2 separate regions of the Mus musculus genome follow, and region 2 is linked to region 1. The links are chromatin contacts, found by Hi-C in ENCODE. All regions are on one chromosome and are shown on one strand. The core of a region is the stretch at or near the end of the contact, and the rest is flanking DNA. Distances in the headings are between cores, read along the strand shown.

Region 1 (5,568 bases), core at 1,178-3,677:
GCATTTTTTTCTATAACAGTGTTTTCAGGTATTTCTGTCATAACTTTAGATTTGAGGTATTTTTTGTCAACATCTGTCATAATAAGACTAAATCACATACTGAATTTGAGATCCAGGGTGATGTTGAAAGCTGGGTGAAGTTGGGATCACAGGAGTGGAGTGGGTATATTTAATGCTCTTTCAACTGTGGCCATGTCTTCAGCAGCTTGTAAAGGTCTGCTTCCATGAGGCCTTGTATTCTACGTATATAGGGGTCTTGTTGTCTGATGGCTGACACTCAGACAGTGTCACTGATTCCAGTAACAGTCTCACGACTGAAGCACAGGAAGATGTTGATCTCTGAGTCCTCTGGCCATCAGTGTGGTCACAAACATATTCATCTGGGTGATAGATATTCAAACTGCTACCACAGTCTTTTCTGAGAGTCTAGTAACAAGTTAGTTGTATTGTTCTGGGAAAAGCAGCACACCCTGGGGGTTTAATGGGGGACAAAACCATTCAGTTCACCTCAAGCAAGAAACCAAGGACATATTGGTAAACTATGTATCTGATAATGCATCGATTTACATAAGAATCCCATTCTTTTAAGGACTATCTATTTATCCTCTATGCCAACACACACATACTTTTATTTTAAGCCTGGCCATGTTTGTTTGGGGCCGCAGAGATGACTAGGCTGTTAAGAGCCATTGATGCTTTCTCAGAGGATCAGAGTTTGCCTTCCAGCATCCATATCAGGCTGCGTACAAGCCCCTGTAACTCCAGCTTCATGACCTCCCCCACCCTCTTCTGCCACTCTCACCCCACCCTGCTACTACAGACACAGATACATACGTTCTCATAAAAAAAGGATCAGTCATGGTTTGGATATTGCCTTTGCTTATGCCAGATCCCTTGTAGCTTTAGCATCATTTGAGTCAGGTTTGCAGTTCATGAAATCCATGCAGGTCCCCACTGTGTCCCATTTTAAAGGAACTCCAGTGAGAGGTTCCAGTGTTTACAAATTGAAATTGCCAGCGCTATTTACTGGCTGTTTGGACCTGGTGTATTAAGAAAGTAGCCGAACTCTTTCAATGGCTCAGAATCCAGGAATGGTGAGGCTCATATTCTATGCTGTGTGGAGGGGAAAAAAGGAAGAGGCTGTCCTGAGACAGAGAATAAAGCGATTAGAGATCCCTGATGGTGCTCAGTCACTTGGTTCTAGCTGTTTCTGAGATTAATACAAATCAGTCCTTCTAGGCCCAGGTAGCTCCACATTGTCTGGAACGTGGTTAGTGACATTTTGACCGAATTCATCTAAGCTGGTTTTGACTACGTTGGAACCAAGCACAGACTAGATGACTAAATAAGTGATTTTTTTAAGCTGCAGCCTTTAAATAGGATTAACTTGGTAGACGTAGAGTCTCTATTCTTGAGTTTTTAGCAGGCATTCTACCTAAGCCGGCATTCTGAACCAGGCAGACAAAAACCTTACCTCCCAGTACATTCAAAACACAGCTGCAACGGACTTCCCGTGGAACCAAATGGAATCAAAGCGTCTCCGAAAGTATTTGAAAAAAATCAAATTAAAACCTAGATGTTTAGTAGAAATACTCTTTATAATCACATGTGTGGATCAGACTCTCATAATGGCATGAGGTATGTTGTATGAATTATAAATTTGTAACATTTTCAATGGGCACACATTACTTCACTATTCATGTATTTCAGTCCACCCATGCCTTTTTTATTTCTTTTTCTTTTTCTTTTCTTTCTTTCTTTCTTTCTTTTTTTTTTTTTTTTTTTTGAGATAGGGTTTCTCTGTGTAGCCCTAGCTGTCCTGGAACTCACTCTGTAGACCAGGCTGGCATGGAACTCAGAATATTTATGTATTTTCTATTTGTCAGTATTCTGATTTGGCAGTTTCTGGAATCAAGAATTATGACAGAAATTTCTATAACTTAAAAATTATGCAGTCTTAGTTATTCTGTTATAGAAGTAAAAATTGAGACAATAACGTATATGATACAAAGACAGGCATTTGAAGGGGTAGCTGTAGATCACGCATTTGCGCTGACTCTGAAGCCTCAACATCCCGTTTCCCGGTCCTTTCCCGGTCCGGCATCGTTTCCTTTCCCCTTTGAGTGCAAAGAGGAAGTCTTTGTGTGTGTGTGTGTGTGTGTGTGTGTGTGTGTGTGTGTGTGTGTGTGTGTGTATTTTGTTTTTTAAAGCTACATGTTTTTCAACTTCTTTTCCTTTTAAGATCCAGATCTTTAAATCTTTCTGAAACAGGAAATGTCCCACTTCCTACGGGAATCCATTTCCCTCGGGCTGCAAAAGGGCTGGCTCATCACTTGCCTGTCTTAAAGGCGGACAACTCCTTAAACCAGGGAAAGGTGACTTGATGAGCTGCAGGGAGGGAGTGGCTGGGGTCCATTGTGTTCAGCTACTCAGTGCTTATCTCGCAGAAAACCTGGTTAGGAAACGGGAGTTCTCAAACAAATACCACAAGAGACAAGGAGGGGATTTGTGACAATGCTTCCTTCTGAAGGAGGGACCAAAGCAAGAGGAAAGAGAGACAAAGTTGAGAGCTGCCTTCAGAATGTTGACGTCAAGAACAACAAAATAATTGGAAAATAAGAGTTCTGACTAAGAAAGCAAAGTTGCTGAGTGGCATGGAAAGTGCAACCTGTTTATACCCAAACCAGTTTTTAAAAACATACTAATATAACAAGTATAATAAGCAGGTATTTTATTATTTTAGTATATATATTATATATACATATATGTGTGTAATATATTATATATAATTATATATATAATATTTTGTGTACATATACAAAATCATATAAAATATTATATATAATCTTTAATGATTTTTTTACTATTTACATTTTTCACACTTTTTCTAATTAGATATTTTCTTCATTTACATTTCAAATGCTATCCCAAAAGTCCCCTATACCCTCCCTCCTGCCCTGCTCCCCAACCCACCCATTCCCGCTTCCTGGCCCTGGCATTTTCCTGTACCGGGGCATATGATCTTCTCAAGACCAAGGGCCTCTCCTCCCATTGATGGCCTACTAGGCCATCCTCTGCTACATATGCAACTAGAGACACAGCTCTGGAGGGTACTAGTTAGTTCATATCGTTGTTCCTCCTATAGAGTTGCAGACCCCTTCAGTTCCTTGGGTACTTTCTCTAGCTCCTTCATTAGGGGCCCTGTGTTCCATCCAATAAATGGCTGTGAGCATCCACTTCTGTATTTGCCAGGCGGTGGCATAGCCTCACAGGAGACAGCTATATCAGGGTCCTGTCAACAAAATCCTGCTGGCATATGTAATGGTGTCTGGGTTTGGTGGCTGATTATGGGATGGATCCCCGGGTGGGGCAGTCTCTGGATGGTCCTTCCTTCCTTCTCAGCTCTGAACTTTGTCTCTGTAACTCCTTCCATGGGTCTTTAATGATTTTTTACAGTCCAGTTGTTACCCCATTCTGGTCTGCCTCTGACAGTTCCTCATCCCATTCCTTCCTCTTTCCCGAAGTCCCCTCTCAAAGAGGATCCCCCCACCCCCACTTCTCCACTCCCTGGGACCTCTAGTCCCTCAAGGGTTATGTGTGGCATCTCTGACTGAAGCCAGACCTGGCAGTCCTCTGCTGTATATACATGTCAGGGGCCTCAGTCCAGCTAGTATGTGCTGCCTGCCGAACCAGTTTTTTTATTCATTCATTTTAGGTTGCATTTACAGCATCAAGCCATCATTCTGACCTTCCCTCCCCACCAGTACTTCTATTTATTTCCACATACGAGAGATAGTACCAACTCATATCAACCTGCATTTACCCATCTCTCAAACATTTTCCGTTTACCTTGTGTTTTCAAGGCTACAAGATGGCCTCCTGCTGAATGCTATTACATGTTCAGATGTGTTTGTAACCCTAGATGCTTCACGTTCATGTCTTAAAGGTGACCTTTAGAACTGTCAGCAGCTTGGGAGATGCATTACATGTGACGTAGTAAATTCACCCGGAAGCTTTTGAGAACCCTGCTAGCCTACAGATGCAGCCACACTGATTGCTTATTAAGCATGTTTGTGTTCTGTATTTCAGAAATGACTTACAAAATGAAGAAAGAATATGCCTTTTGGGCCACTGTGTGTCTGTTGCTTAGCCTTGTTCCCGAGTTTCTTAATGCTCTGTCTGAGGAAGCTGATGACACAGGTAAAATATTGCAAAGGTTGATTTTAGTTTTTACCTTGTCAAAGTTCTCAACTTAGTATGAAATTCACTAAGCTAGAATTTATACTTTTAACTTTTGTTTTATTATTATATGTGTATGTGTGTTTTGCCTGCATCTACGACTGTGCGCCATGCGTGTGCAGTGTCCCCAGAAGACAGAAGAGAGCATTGAGTCTCTTGAAACTGGTGTTTTAGCCTGTTACAACCCAGCTTGATAGATAAAGAACACAGTTTTAATATTCAAAATTAAAGTTTTGGGTGCTGGGAGTCAAACCCAGGTCCTCTGTTAGCTGTTGAGCCATCTCTCTAGCCCCCTTAGGCTTTTTTTTTTTTTAAAAACAAAAAAACCAAAGTGATAATTTTCTTAAGACAATTTTTGTATTGTGTGTGTTAGTTTTTAGACTACCCGAAATCAAGTCATTTCAGCAAGAGAGGCGTCTTAGGTAAGCAGTAAAGCTCCGAACTAGCTCTGAAATACTGCAAGAACTGTCTGAAGGAGATTCTTGCTAACACGGTTTTATCTTTGAGCTCGGAGAAGCCAGAGAAGGGAAGAACTATAAACCTGAGCGCCAGCCACCCTCTCCTTCTTACCAGTGTGTTCAAGATAACAGTGTCTGAGATGAGAATAGACAGACATCAAAGGGATTGGTGTGGACTGGAGTTCCAATTTCATGAGGTGTGAGATAAGAATATTAATAATGAAAAAAATGTGAGTGGTTATATCATTGTAGATTTATATATTTCCCCCACAGTAACACTTTGCACAAAACTATTGATAGAACTCAAGTTATTGATAATGGGAAATATTCACAATTTGACAGATTATAGTGTAGTTCTAACATATATTAGAGTCTCATGTATGCATTCTCATCTCTAGTGAGTTTGTCCAGTGTATTCCCCAGGAACAAGGTTGGGTAAACCCAACTCCTGAGCCTGATGCCTTAGTTGATGGGAGGGAGGGAATGATGGCAGCCGAGAGGAGAGTCTTAAATCCCCACAGTGTCATGGAGGGTTCCCAACTATACGGTGCAGCTTGACCTTCCTTGCACTTATGAGCTTTTGCTTCAGTCTCAGAGGGCTAGGATTAGAGGGCGGAGTCCTGCAGCTAGCTACAGCTTGATTTAACATTGTAGACTTGACACTCTTTTGATCAACTAGTTGCACAGTCTTATCTAGGTTTGTTTTATTTCTGTTTAATTTTTAATTAGTTTTACAATACCAAGAGGCACGCAGCATGGGACCCTTAGTAAGCTACCTGTTGGCCCTCGATCCACAAACACTCTCCAGGGGAGGGACACGCTATCACCCAGGCATCCCGTGACCCTTGAGCATTCTGTATTTCACTGAGCT
Region 2 (5,568 bases), core at 1,139-3,638, 350 kb before region 1:
ATGCTACTCATATTAAGGGGAGACCTTCCAGTTAGGTGAAGATCAGTGGTGAACCCTCTCTTCCTAAGAGGTTCTCCGAGGCAGGTCCTTAGACACAAGGATGATATTTAAAAGCCACCAGATGGCCAGGTGGGATGCAATGTACCTTTAAATCCCAACATTTGGAAACAGAGGCAAACAACAACTACAAAATGCCAGCCAGATTCTGTATTCCTAAAGTCCTCTTCCAGTTTTATGTTGTTCTGCCATGGGATGGAAGGTAAAATACCTTGAAGTTCCAGCCCAGCAATACCCCAATGCTGAATGAAGGCTCTCTAAACCAAGTAAGCATCTGCAAAATGTTTGTCCAGACCCAGTCAATGAATCCTCATAGGTGGAGATCGGTAGGGTCTTCCCAGGTCCCTACAGGAGGACTGTGACAGGGTAGGTATTATGTGACACTCCTGGTCTAGCTAAGCTTAGAGGCAACAAAAGAATAGGCAGCTCTGCCCCCTGACGGACATCCCTAACCTAGAGAGTACAAACCTGGTTTCAAGTGAGGCAGAGGCACAGAAGAGCAGAGGATGGCCGCAGGCTTTGGGAGGCGCCAGGCCATGGAATGGGATTGAGGCTACGAAGAGTTATAGGAACAGAGAGTGGAGAATTAGAGTTGAGGTGCCAAGGTTCGAATCCTCACTCCTCTTTCTCAGCTCCATGGCCTCCCTGGAAGTGTCTCACAGGATCTGAAAGGTGGCCTCTGCCACAGCTATCACCCTGATCCCCTGATCTGGAACTCTCCTCTAGTTCTCAAAAATCCTTCCATGGAGGGAAAGAGTAGCCAGTCCAAAGCCCCAGCGGGCTTCATCAGTTACTCTTGAGGGAGCCCTGCTCTGTTCCGGGCTCCAGAGACATAAAAGGTTTGCTTTCCCAGTGTTAGGGGGACAGCACTAGCCCACAGCCATGGACTGAGGTGTGGATGCGGTGAGTTTGTCCCATTCTTCAAAACTCTCCGATCTGTGCCCCTCCCCCAGCTCCCATGCCAGTGGCTTGGATTTCAGCCCAGCTGTGGCAGCCCCAAGAGAAGATTTCCACTGGGGCCTTCTTGCTCCCATTGCTAGCACCCATGGTTGACTGGCCTCGGCAGCCCAGGCTGTGGAGACCTAGCATCCTCCGAGCCAAGCTGCCAAAGGCATTGGGCAGGCCTGGGTCAGAGCCCCAACTGTTACATTCTTTCACCTTGGGCAAAGCACCTAACCCTCTCAGCTCAGTTCCTCCTCTGCTTGTTAGTGATAAAGAGGAGTAACCGAGACCGTCATGCAGAACTAGCTGATAAGACACCTGGCACAGGGACAGGAGGCCCGAGCAGTGATTAGCCCAGCTTATCGGCCTCGGCAGAGCCCAGGGGTATCAAGTAGCCTCAAAGTACAGCTGATAGATTAGAAAATGAGGACTTGCTGGGTTCCCTGCAGTCCAGAAACACACCAAGCAGTCCTGCTTTGGGGCCTTTGCAAATCCTGTTTCTCCACCCGGCTTCCTTATTTACTCTTGAAACCCTCCGCAAGGACCCTATTAAAATTATCAGAAGCCCTCTCTAGCATTGAGTGGCCCTTTTCCACTATTCTTTTCTCCATAAGATCTCTCACCAATCTGATACACCCTCTGCTTCATGTATTTGATTACTGTTGGTAATCAAACAGGGTTTTGGCTATTCACTGCTAACAAGTAGAAGAGTGCCTGACACATAGTAGGTGCTTAATAAATAGATGATCTAATTGAATGAAACTGTTAGGGTTGCTGGACCCATTCATCTCCTTGGCTTCCTCTTCACCTTTGACCCTATGCTCCTCATTCCACCCTCCCCTCAGGAAACTAGCCGACTGTGCCCAGCTGCTGGAGGTGGATGACATGGTGCGGCTGGCAGTGCCCGATTCCAAGTGTGTCTACACCTACATCCAGGAGCTATACCGTAGCCTTGTGCAGAAAGGGCTGGTGAAGACGAAAAAGAAATGAATGGCAAAGCCATGCGGGAGGAGGAAGCGGAGCCCAGCTGCCAACCGTGGCCTCGGGGTGCTTTCGCACCACCAGACATAAAGCAGGTGACACCAGTATCAACCGCACCGAAAGTGCTTTTTCAAAATTCCTCTCATTCCTTGCTGCTCCCCGCACCCCAACCAGCCACACGTATGTTACAGGCGGTGGGCCAAAAATAAAAAGAAACCTGCATTTGGAGCCATGTGTGGCAGTTTGCCAGGTCTCTTTTGCTCTCTCCACTTCCTCCCACTGAGCGGGGAGTTGAGGAACGCCGACTTCTAGACAGGAAGTAGACAATCTCTCGAAATCTCACACAACTGTGCTTCTGGAGCCGGTCGGTGGGTGGCGCTCGAGAGACAGCCACTATTCTAAGTAACTGGTTTCCAACAAAATTGACCACTCCTACTCTGAAGTTTTGCCTTGTGTCCACTTGTTTCCACTGTATGGAAGCTCAGTCGGTGATAGTGGACTCGTCTGGCGTATATGAAGCTGTGGACTCATTGTCTAGCACCGGGGAAGGGAAATCAGACATGCTGCCAAGGATATAGAAAGAAATGCGGTCTCTGCTGATTGTCAGAAGGACGTACACAATCCACTAATGAGCTGTTGCCTTGCACAAAACAATGGTGTTCCCCCTGTAGACCTCTGGAAGGCCCACCTAAGGATGGCCTAATCAGGGCCAGCATTTCTTATACCGTATGGGGGAATAGCCACTAGATGCCGAGTCACACTCTTTGTTAGTCCCTAGCCAGCCTGCTTTCTGATGAAACACTTCATTCATGGGGCTCACAGGGTAAAAGGTGCAGGCCACCAAGCCACACAGGCAACCTTAGCCGAATCCTCAGAACCTTCCTAGTGGAAGGAGAAATTTATGTCTCCAAAAAACTGTTCTTTTACCTCTACTCCCAAGCCATGCTATGTTCGAACACTTCTACACAAACACACAAAATTATTTTTAATGTAACAAAAACTTTAAAAACAAACCCCCAAACCACCCCATCCTCTCATGGAAAACTTAGCTGAACTCTGGAATCTGTCTGTGAAGTTAATGGCAGACAAGCAGACACATTTTGTGGAGCACCCCTGGACAGGGGTTGGGGATACACAAATCCCAGCTTCAGGCCTGCCCCCCCCCCCCCGAAATGTAGCCAGTCAGGGAGCAAACAATTCAGAAACATGAAGTCCGACTTCTGGGTGGAGGTTAGACTCTTTATCTTGAGATTCATCAGTGGAAAATAAGATGTTTAACACTTAAATCTGGACATGCCTATGACAAGCGCCGTTGATCTTGAAAGACCCACAACGTGAGGACTCCCCCACGTTCTGACTCAGGAGGGGCGACACCCCAAAATCACCCACGAGAAACGGTCTTGCTGCAAATTGCAAGAGGATTTTTATTCAAGAGCGCTCTCGGGCCCACGGTCATACACCACGCAGGGGTAGAGGACCGTGGCGCCCCGAGTAGCTGAGTAAGGGGGTATTTAAAGGAAAAAAAACACAACTCAAGGAGGTGGGAAGGGCGTTGTTGGAAAATACCAAAAATACCAGATAAGAGTCACAAGGAAGTACAAAGTCACAGGTGTCACAAGGAATACCTGGTAATTGTTAACTCTCAAGACAGTTTCTAAGAGCCTCTAACAATAGCACATTTGCATTGCAGTATTCATTCAAAGAAAGTCAAGGTGACTTTCTTTGAATGAATACTCCTTGAACTCAGGAAGTGGGTGGGTGGAGGAATGTCACTATCTGTTTTATGATTAGCATACCTTGGAGCACTGAGTTTACTACTCTTTCAATCTCAATCACTCAACAGTAAATTTGGTACCTTCTGTAGGCTCTGCCTTCTGAGCAGAGTCCTGCCTTTCTCACCCCTTGGTGCCTGGGCCCTGGGGCATTCAATTTTCTGCCAATTGGCCTGAAAGGTGGCCTAAGACAGAGAGAGCTGGAAAGCAGGCCTGAAACTGTGTGTACCTAACTCCCACTGGCTCTGAAGCCAAGGAGGATGTGGGGATGGTACATCTACAGCCAGACAGCTCAGGGAAGGAGCACACATCACACAGGCCCCCCCACCTCCATCACATACATACACACCAGGTACAAGATTCATAATTAGCAACTACAAAGGAAAACTTAGGCACAGGGTGAGCTTCCCAAGGCCTCGGGCACCAGTCGGTGATATCCATCTGCTAAGCAGACGATCCAGGCTTCAGAACAGAATTAAGAGGGCCGGTCCACTCCGAATTTAAGGGTGAACTCTTCTGCCTTCTTCCTGAACATCTCCGGGTTCTGAGTCAGGAGGTCAGCAAGTTCCAGACGCACAGGCTCTTCCAGATTCGGTTTACTCACCAGCACATTGAGGGCCTCCAAGACTGGGGGAGAGGACAGAGAAGGGCATCAGGACCAAGGAGAACCATGGGAGGAGGTAAGGTCTACTCATCTCCAGATTCTCCTGAAGCCCCACAATCATCCTCAGAGTACCACAAGAGCATACCATCACTTAGGATGGCTCCACAGCCAAAGCAGGTGTCCCTCTCATTCTTGACGGGTGAGGTTGAAACCCTGACTCATCCTCTCCTTTTATACAGGGTCTTACTATGAAACCCAGGCTGCACTTGAAGCCAAGTTCCTCTGCCTCCCATGTGCTAGGATTACCAACGCGTGCCACCATACCTGTCCCATGGTGTTCAAACGACTATTTGCCGTGCTTCAAAGAAGCTCCCCGTGAGATGAACGGGATTCGTGATCCTCATTTTTACGCTTTCTTTTTTACTTATTCTTCCCTCATACAATACATCCAGACTGCAGCCTCCCATTTGTCCCGTCCACCCAGCCCCCCTACACGCCTTCCCTCTCTCCCAGATCCACTGCTCCTCAGTTTTCCTTCAGAAAAGAGCAGGCCTCCCCATGATAGCAACCAAACATGGCCTAACAAGATGTAACACAAATCCTCATAGCAAGGTTGGACGAAGCAACCTAGTAGGAGGAAAAGGATCCCATGAGCGGGCAAAAGAGTCAGAGACTCCCCCACTCCCATTGTTAGGGGTCCCATAAAAACCCCTTGCTAAACAACCACAGCACATGTTTGCAAAGGGCTTGGTGCAGACCCATGCAGGGATTGCAGCAGCATCCTTTTACACGATCAAGAGGCTTGCTACATGTCCTAGGGTTTCCGTGACTGTGATGAAAGACCATGGCCAAAATCAACCTGTTGAGGAAAGGGCTTATTTAGCTAACAACTCTCAGGTCACACTCCATCATTGAGGGAAGTCAGGACAGGAACTGAAGCAGAGTCCACAAGGGAGCACTGCCTCCTGGCTTGTTGTTGGCACCGCCCACAGTGGGCAGACCTTCTCACAGTAATCTTTACTCAAGAAAATGCCAGACAGGGCTGGAGAGATGGCTCAGTGATTAAGAGCACAGACTGCTCTCCCAGAGATCCTGAGTTCAATCCCCAGAAACCACATGGTGGTTCACAGTCATCTCTAATGGAATCCGATGTCCTCTTCTGGTGTGTGTCTGAAGACAGCTACAGTGTACTCATATGAATAAAAGAAAATG

Evidence for each region. Hi-C counts contacts between places; a loop is a spot of excess contacts on that map.
Region 2: a loop to region 1 is called in a map of heart, with 2.6 times the contacts of the local background. The contact joins two enhancer-like sites. A Hi-C loop is called at or near these places in 4 of 37 maps with a recorded cell type or tissue (gastrocnemius, heart and left cerebral cortex).

Annotation. Positions count from the first base shown.
Region 1 is chr2:84,456,655-84,462,222 of GRCm38, reverse strand. It overlaps Tfpi (tissue factor pathway inhibitor), which reads left to right. Exons shown (of 9, transcript NM_011576.1): 3 at 4,090-4,200. The coding sequence starts at 4,092. Among named protein-coding and RNA genes, the nearest start is that of Tfpi, 15 kb to the left of the region's middle. Within about 2 kb of position 2,427, at least 1 of the 3 ENCODE cell types and tissues checked has a DNase peak (open chromatin) inside an H3K27ac peak, as active enhancers do; it is heart, where a contact is called at or near this core.
Region 2 is chr2:84,807,816-84,813,383 of GRCm38, reverse strand. It overlaps Ube2l6 (ubiquitin-conjugating enzyme E2L 6), which reads right to left. Exons shown (of 4, transcript NM_019949.2): 4 at 3,381-4,379. The coding sequence ends at 4,228. Smtnl1 (smoothelin-like 1) reads left to right here. Exons shown (of 8, transcript NM_024230.2): 8 at 1,845-2,208. The coding sequence ends at 1,989. Among named protein-coding and RNA genes, the nearest start is that of Ube2l6, 12 kb to the right of the region's middle. Within about 2 kb of position 2,388, at least 1 of the 3 ENCODE cell types and tissues checked has a DNase peak (open chromatin) inside an H3K27ac peak, as active enhancers do; it is heart, where a contact is called at or near this core.